Regions from separate parts of the Homo sapiens genome. Here region 1 is linked to region 2. Evidence: read pairs that join two places in POLR2A ChIA-PET (ENCODE). Cell type or tissue: endothelial cell of umbilical vein. All regions are shown on one strand.

What was found. Peaks named below come from ENCODE experiments on the same cell type or tissue, not always from the same donor. Only the 100,000 strongest peaks of a DNase experiment are listed, where the experiment ranks them.
Region 1: POLR2A ChIA-PET joins it to region 2 with 7 read pairs; 1 of 35 experiments calls an interaction of 5 or more read pairs at or near these places.

The regions. Positions count from the first base shown.
Region 1 is chr5:73,760,898-73,764,897 of GRCh38, forward strand. The region is part of intron 4 of ARHGEF28 (Rho guanine nucleotide exchange factor 28); the gene reads left to right. Among named protein-coding and RNA genes, the nearest start is that of ARHGEF28, 140 kb to the left of the region's middle. In endothelial cell of umbilical vein, no CTCF peak of the experiment used is centred here; no DNase peak of the experiment used is centred here; H3K27ac peaks cover 1,170 bases.
Region 2 is chr5:73,462,614-73,466,613 of GRCh38, forward strand. It overlaps LINC01386 (long intergenic non-protein coding RNA 1386), which reads right to left. Exons shown (of 5, transcript NR_126410.1): 3 at 2,713-2,839. Among named protein-coding and RNA genes, the nearest start is that of LINC01386, 8.4 kb to the right of the region's middle. In endothelial cell of umbilical vein, no CTCF peak of the experiment used is centred here; a DNase peak (open chromatin) is centred at 1,938; H3K27me3 peaks cover 1,104 bases.

The sequences.
Region 1 (4,000 bases), 300 kb after region 2:
AAAAAATAAGCTTCCTACTTTTGTCTGGCAACAATGGCCCTTATACTGGAATAGAGAATTACGCACTTACTCCCACTTCTGGGAAATAGAACGTAGAGTTGGATTCCGGTCACTCTCTCTCCCTCAATTATAATTTTCAAGAACAAAAAATGTAAATGGAAGCAAACAGCCTACCCAATGTGCTTCCCAAAGGATTCGGGACTGTAGAAGGTTTTTGAAGTCCCATTCCTGGCTTACCTCCTCTGGGGCTTTTCTCCCCTTAAAACGTAGCAGGATGCATATAGCAGTTTTTGCTTGCACGCAGAGGATTAAAGCTGAATTTAAAAAATGACAGTAACCAAGGAATATCTTCATAACCTTGAAGGAGAAAGTTAAAATTTTGCTATTCTCATAGATTTCTTAATGGGATTTGAATGCTGGCAGTTGTCCTTGTACTATTTTATCTACAAACCAAATGAAATATTGGTTTGTAGATAAAACATTGGTTTTAAAACTACCAATGTTTGGAGGTTAAAATCCCCACGATTGAAAAAGTTGGGTAGGAGAGATCTGGGGAGGAGAGTGAGGCAGGGAGCCAGAAGAGATGGTACATTCTTAGGGAAATGAATAATTGTGCGTCCTGTTCCAAAGTCCCCCTTTACTTGGCCCAGTGTTGTTTAAGAGGCCTTGTCTTGACTCTCTCAAATATAAGCCTTGGTGTGGGGATGAAGCTGTATGGATAGAAACCTCAAAAAATCTTCTGTAATCCTACCCTAGGTCCCCATATACCTACTGTCCTTTTCCACACCTATAACTGTAGTTGCTTTTATTTTGCAAGTTTGACATGAGAATGTATGTGTACTGTGAGTGGCGACACATCAGGTCAATATCTGGAGGAGAGGAGAAGCATGAGTGACGGATGTGAGCCTGGGTCCTTAGAATTTGCTCAGCTCAAGTTCCTTCTGCTTATTTTTCCCTCACTCTCAATTTGTTGATTTTTTTTAAGATGGGGTGTCGCTGTATTGCCCAGGCTGGTCTCAGACTTCTGGGCTCAAGTGATTCTCTTTCCTCATCCTCCCTAGTAACTGGGACTATAGGTGTGTGCCACCACAACTGGGTAATTTTTTTTTTTTTTTTTAGAGATGAAGGTCTTGCTATATTTCTCAGGCTGGTCTCCAACTCCTGGGCTCAAACGATCCTCCTACCTCAGCCTCTGAGTAGCTGGGACTACAGGAATGAGCCACCACACCTGGCTGGTTCTATCTTTCCTTGCCCTCTTTAAAAAAATCTATTTTGAGGCTGAGTGTGGTGGCTCACACCTGTAATCCCAGCACTTTGGGAGGCTGAGGTGGGTGGATCACTTGAGGTCAGGAGTTCAAGACCAGACTGACCAATATGGTGAAACCGTGTCTTTACTAAAAATACAAAAATTAGCCAGGCGTGGTGGTGCATGCCTGTAATCCCAGCTACTTGGGAGGCTGAGGCAGGAGAATTGCATGAACCCAGGAGATGGAGGTTGCAGTGAGCCAAGATCACACCACTGCACTCCAACCTGGGTGACAAAGCAAGACTCCCTCTCAAAAAAAAAAAAAAAAAAAACAAAACAACAACAACAAAATCTATTTTGAGCTTTTTATTCTTGTATAAATTTTTCTTCACTACTCCCATCTTCCCATCTGCAGTTTATAATAGGAGATACAGGTATATAAGTATTACATGAGTCAATTCCTGATTTTTAAAAAGTAGTCCCCAATTCTTGTAGTATATGACTCTCCTATGTTTCTTGTCAACACATTTAATTTTTATAGTCTTGATTTTTTTTTGTTGTTGGCTTTAATGTATTTTTCCTTGACAAGTACATGAGATATATCACTGCAGTTGGGGCCAATTCAAGCCATCCTTTGTATAATGAGAGGCATAATAGTTAAGAACTTGAGTTTTGGAGGTGGAAAAATCTAGGTTCAAATCCTTCATGTTCCATATACTACTTAAGTGAGCCTAAGCAATTGCATAATTATGTCAAGGCTTAGTTTCTGCCCCTATAAAATAAGGATAGTAATAGTACATACATCATAGAATGGCTGTCAGGATTAAATGAGATAACGCATATAAAGTGCTGAATAAAGGTTAGCTCTTTATAGAAACAAGAAAGGTAAAATCCTTATCATAGTCACTGACACTGAGTAAGAATGAAAGAAGAAATGTTGGTGTGGTGGTTCATTTCTTTTTTTCATTCATGGATAATCGTTGTCCATCTGTATTCCTGGTTGACTTTTTTCCAACCTCCCCTTCCTCCCTCCAGATATGGCAGCATCTTTTATACTGATTTCCGGTTTGGTTTATCCCATTTACCTTCCTCTTCTAGTCTCACCAGAATATCCCTTGTTGATTGTGCCTTACAGGTGAAGGAAAGGATGAAATCATCCATTGAAGCTGTAGCTCATACCCAAAGAGTGTAATATTTCTAATATTTCTCAATCCGGGACTTTGGACACAAGACACTGGCTTCCAGTGCAAGGGCACTGAATGGACCCTGCCTGGCTGTAGGCGAATGGCCAGTTTCCTGGTTGTCTTTGAAGGCAGACTTCCAATGCAGACTTCAAAGGGCCATCTGCGAGGCATGATGAGTCCACACTTTTTCTGCTTGTCAATAATAAAATTAGACTGCAATGTATTTTCATTTGTCTCCCAAACAGAACAGGGTCCCTGGAGAGTCAAGTGGGAGGGCGTCTGAGAATTCTAGCTCATCTGGGGTATAAGGGGAGATCTTGCAGAAGAGTGCCTGCACACAGTTGGCTATCAGCAAATATCTGTTGAGTGAAATGAATGGTGGACTTGAATCATAGCCTTGAAGCAACATTAACAAATGAAAGAAAAATCGATAAAGGCTGGAAAGGAGGAGGTATGCCATAATTGCTACTTACAACACCTAATGACCGCCTGCTGCCCAAAGCATGGGATTACAGCACATTTGTCTTAATAGCACATCTGATGCAATTACAGTGCACGGTAAGCAGGCAGCTAGTTCCTTACAATTATGCCTTTAAATTGTGACCACAGGAAAATTGTTTTCAGACATACCACATATCTATTTAGTGACTGTTTATTGTAGTTTTTTTGTATTAAAAAGATCAGACAAATGTGTAAAACTGCTTAGTCCCCCCAATACTGGCTTTTATAGTTCTTGACAGCCCTGTCCCATTTGTTATTTTCATTACAGCCCCCTGGCAATCCCAGGTAGTAGGCTGGGCAGTTATCATGTCCGTTTTACAGATCAAGCAACTTGAAACTTGAGAATTAAATGGCTTTCCATTTCATTCTAGCTGTTAGCTGGAGGCTTGCTATGTGTTCAAATCCAGAGCTTTGAATCCTTGGTCTCCCCATCTTTGTACCATACAGTGTTGTATCTGGATTCTTAATATCTTATACTGGTGGCTATATGCATAATTTAGTTTGGAAATATCCTCAGAATGTGAAGGTCAAAAATTGAGTTGCCATCTTGAAATTCTGATGAAGACTTTTTAAAGTTGCAACTGATTTAGTATTCGTTCCACAAGCTAAAATAAAGTATATCTTGCCAATATGAGATGCAAAATCCAGGAAGTACATTCCAGTGTTATACAGCACTATGTGAATTTTCTGGAATGAATGTGTGTGTGATGGGTGTTTTCCCAAATTATTTTCAGGTGATTTTCAGCCGGAGGTGGTTGTAATATGAGTGTCTCGACTGTGCTGAAGCAGAAAACAAGTTTTAGGGAGGAAAAACCTGCCATTATGCTTGTTTCAGTCCTCCTCCTCTACCTTTTGGGCTTATGATCCAGCCATGCCAACCATGTTGGTCTTGCGCTCTGTGGAATGTCCTGATTTCATGTCTTTCTTATGAGTGTGTTTGTATTTGCAGTTCCTATCCTGGACTCACCAACCTCAGATCTCCTGTTTACAAAAGGCTGATTTGTTTATCTACATGCCAGAGCTCTGAGTAGGCTGTGTAAATGGAAGATGCTCTAAGGCACAACCCTTT
Region 2 (4,000 bases):
ACCAGCTAATTTTTGTTTTTTTAGTAGAGATGGGGTTTCACCATGTTGGCCAGGCTGGTCTTGAACTCCTGACCTCAAGGGATCCACCTGCCTTGGCCTCCTAAAGCGCTGGGATTACAGGTGTGAGCCACTGTGCCTGGCCTCATGTATTTCTTTATAGCAACACAAGAATGGACTAATACAGTGATCTAGACCAGCAGTTCTCAGCCCTGGTTGCAAATTAGAGTCACATGGGTAGCTTTTAAAGCTTATTCCTGCTAGGATAGGACCCCACCACAAACATATTAAATTAGAATATCTGGGTGTGAAGCCTGGGCCAGCTTGCTTCCTTCTGCCTTTTATTTCTTCCTCTTTCCAGTTTCCCAGATTTTTCTAAAGTTCAGCCAGTGTTGGGGCTATTAATCTGGACTTGAGTGTACCCCTGTTATAATCTGTATTTCTGTTCCAACTAATAAACTTCTTCTTGTTCTGAATAACAACCAAAAAAAGAGATAATTACTTTGATGTTTTGAAAACTAGAGGAGAATGATCTACATAGTCTGGGTAAGAGTAGGGGCATGAGGGAATATCAGGCTTCAGAGCAGATCCCCTAGAAACAGGAACAGACCTTCTCTAAAAATCACCTAGAGCAGCAGTGCTCAAGCAGTCTCTGGACCTGCAGCATCAGCATCACCTGGGAGCTTCCTGGGAATGGAAATTCTCAGGTCTCACTTCAGAAATTCTGAGAATGGATGCAATGGACTGAATGTTTGTGTCCCTGCCCAAAATTCATGTGTTAAAATCCTAACCTGGCCCGGCATGGTGGCTCACACCTGTAATTCCAGCACTTTGGGAGGCTGAGGCGGGTGGATCGTCTGAGGTCAGGAGTTTAAGACCAGCCTGGGCAACATGGTGAAACCCTGTCTCTACTAAAAATACAAAAATTAGCCGAGCATAGTGGCACGCACCTGTAGTCCCAGCTGAGGCAGGAGAATCGCTTGAACCCGGGAGGCGGAGGTTGCAGTGAGGCGAGATCACTCTGCACTCCAGCCTAAGTGACAGAGTGAGACTCTGTCTCAAAAAAAAAAAAAAAAATTCCTAATCTGAAATGTGATGGTATTAGGAGGTGGGGCCTTTGGGAGGTGATTAGGCCACAATGGTGGAACCCCCATGAATGGGATTAGTCCCCTTTTAAAAATGACCCCGGAGAGCTCTCTACACCTCTTTCCACCATGGAAGGATGGACACAAGGATAAGTTGGCCATCTGCAACCGAGAAGAACATCCTTATCAGAACCTGACCATGCTGGCACCCTAATCTCAGACTTCCAGCCTCCAGAACAGTGAGAATTAAACTTCTGTGCTTAATAAGCCACTGTGTCTACGGTTCTTTGTTATAGCAACCCAAACTAAGACTGTGGTGTTCCTGAATCTGTTTTTACCAAGCTCTGCAGGTGATTCTGATGCACTGATTGGAAGATAGCAGTGGGGAAATTAAGATCTTGATCTTCCTTTTCTGATGTGGATTCATCTCTATTTTTATTTTAAACACATCCTACCTATACTGCCTCCCAAAAGGAAGACTGTAGCAACAGCCGAAGCAGTAACGTCAGAAGCTACCTGACTTACTGTCACGTGTCCAGTGTTAGATGGAACATTGTAAACTCCACCATTCCCTTCTGTGCATGCCTTTTGGGCCCTGACCTTTTCGTTTAAGCTTAGGTTTTGTGTCCCTAACATGACAGCCACAGTTGTAATCACCAAATTCTGACAGCCATGAGCATTTAGTAGCTATGCAGGGATGGTAATGCCAGACTGATGTGATTAAAATATGTTTTATGAGGCTTTTTTTTGGCTCCTGTTCACCCGTCTTTTGTTCTCCATTTCCTCACCAGATGAGGTCACATACTCTCCAATTTTCATGCAAGCCACAGTTTAGCCTGTGCAGCTGGGGAGCTGGATGGAGGTCATTCTGGATTCCACCCAGCAGTATTTTACCCTAAGCCAGAGCTTTCCTCTCAGCCTGGAGGCCAACGAAATAGGAAGCAGCTCAACTTTTTTTGCCAAGAACCCTTTATCACGGGTTAGCAAGAGCCTCAGACAGTGTGAGGCCTCAGAGCCTGTTTGGAATGGAGACCACACAAGAAATGTAGAATGCCACCTGTAGGATAACTAGTCCCATGGCTTGTTTTTCTCAAAAAAGGAAGGAAACCTACCTTTATTAAACATAGACTAATTCTCAGGATTTTACATACACAATTTTACTCAATCCCCACAACAACACTGTGAAGTTAGTGTTATTATTCCTACTTATAGAAATACAAACATTTGGCAGGGCACGGTGGCTCACGCCTGTAATCCTAGCACGTTGGGAGGCCGAGGCGGGCGGATCACGAAGTCAGGAGATCGAGACCATCCTGGCTAACACGGTGAAACCCCGTCTCTACTAAAAATACAAAAAAAAGTAGCCAGGCGTGGTGGCGGGCGCCCGTGGTCCCAGCTACTCGTGAGGCTGAGACAGGAGAATGGCGTGAACCCGGGAGGCGGAGCTTGCAGTGAGCCGAGATCGTGCCACTGCACTCCAGCCTGGGCGACAGAGCGAGACTTCATCTCAAATAAGAAAGAGAGAGAGAGAGAGGGAGAGAGGGAGAGAGGGAGGGACGGAGGGAGGGAGGGAGGGAGGGAAGGAAGGCAAACATGCAGAAAACAAGTTGAGAATGATTGAACAACTTGCCTGAAACCCCACAGGTGATAAACTTTGATTCGTGCTCTCACTGTTACCCTGCGCTTCCCATTCAGCGTGCTGAACAAACTGCACAGAAATGCCAGCCCAGCTTGTTTCTGCTACTGCATTGCCTTTCCTAATATAATGTTGAAAGTGAATGCAATTTTAAAAAGAAGCCAGTATAAATGTGTGCTGGGTTTTAAGAGTTGATTCTTGAGATGCTCTATAAAAATAAAAAGGTGAGCAAGGAAGAATTATGAAGGGAAACTTAGATGCAATGGCATCAGAAATGACAAGCACTCTCTTGGATCTGTTTCTCCCCTGCTCTCCTGCTGTCTAACTTCCTAACCCATCAAGAACTTTCATCAGATCTCCAGCTGGGATGGCCAAGACTGATACCACATCCAGCCTCTTTAGGGACATAAGGCTGTTTACCTGTGACTGTCCTACCCCTTTATTCCACACTCTAGCCTCAGTTTCCACCTGTGTGTGAACAATCTATCTAAGACTGGGAGAGTACCTTCTTCTGCACATTCTTGTCAATACTGAGAACTATATTCTCTTAAAATCTTTTCCATTAAATGGTAAAAATAAAAATCTCATGATTGTAATGTGCATGTCCTTTATTGATGTTGAGGTTGAATACACACATATTTGAATTTTTTCCTTTGTGATTTCCCCATCCATATTTTTCACTCATCTTCTTTTGGGGAGTGATTCTTGATATATTAGAACTTGTTTTTGGCCAAGGGTATTAATCATCTGTCATGTGTGAACTCAAAAGCATCTGATACAGGTCTCAATTAATTTAGAAGGTTTATTTTGCCAAGGTTAAGGCCACACCTGTGACACAGCCTCAAGAGGTCTTGACGATATGTGTCCAAGGTGGATGGGGTACAGTTTGCTTTTGTATATTTTAGGGAGACATGAGACATCAGCCAATACATGGAAGATATGCATTGGTTTTATCTGGGAAAGTGGGACAACTCAAAGTGGAGGCTTCCCGGTCATAGGTAGATTTAAAGATTTTCTGATTAGCAATTGGTTGAAAGAGTTAAGTTATCATCTAAAGACCTGGAATCAAAAGAAAGGAATATTTGGATTACAATAAGGGGTTGTAGAGGCCAATGTTTTATCATGCAGATGAAGCCTCCAGATGGCAGGCTTCAGAGAGAATACATTGTAAATGTTTCTTATCAGACTTAAGGTCTGTGTTAATGTTAATGCTCATTGGCTTTTCCTGAATTCCAGTAGGGAGGAGGGTATAAAGAGGCATGTCTGACTCCCCCTTCCCATG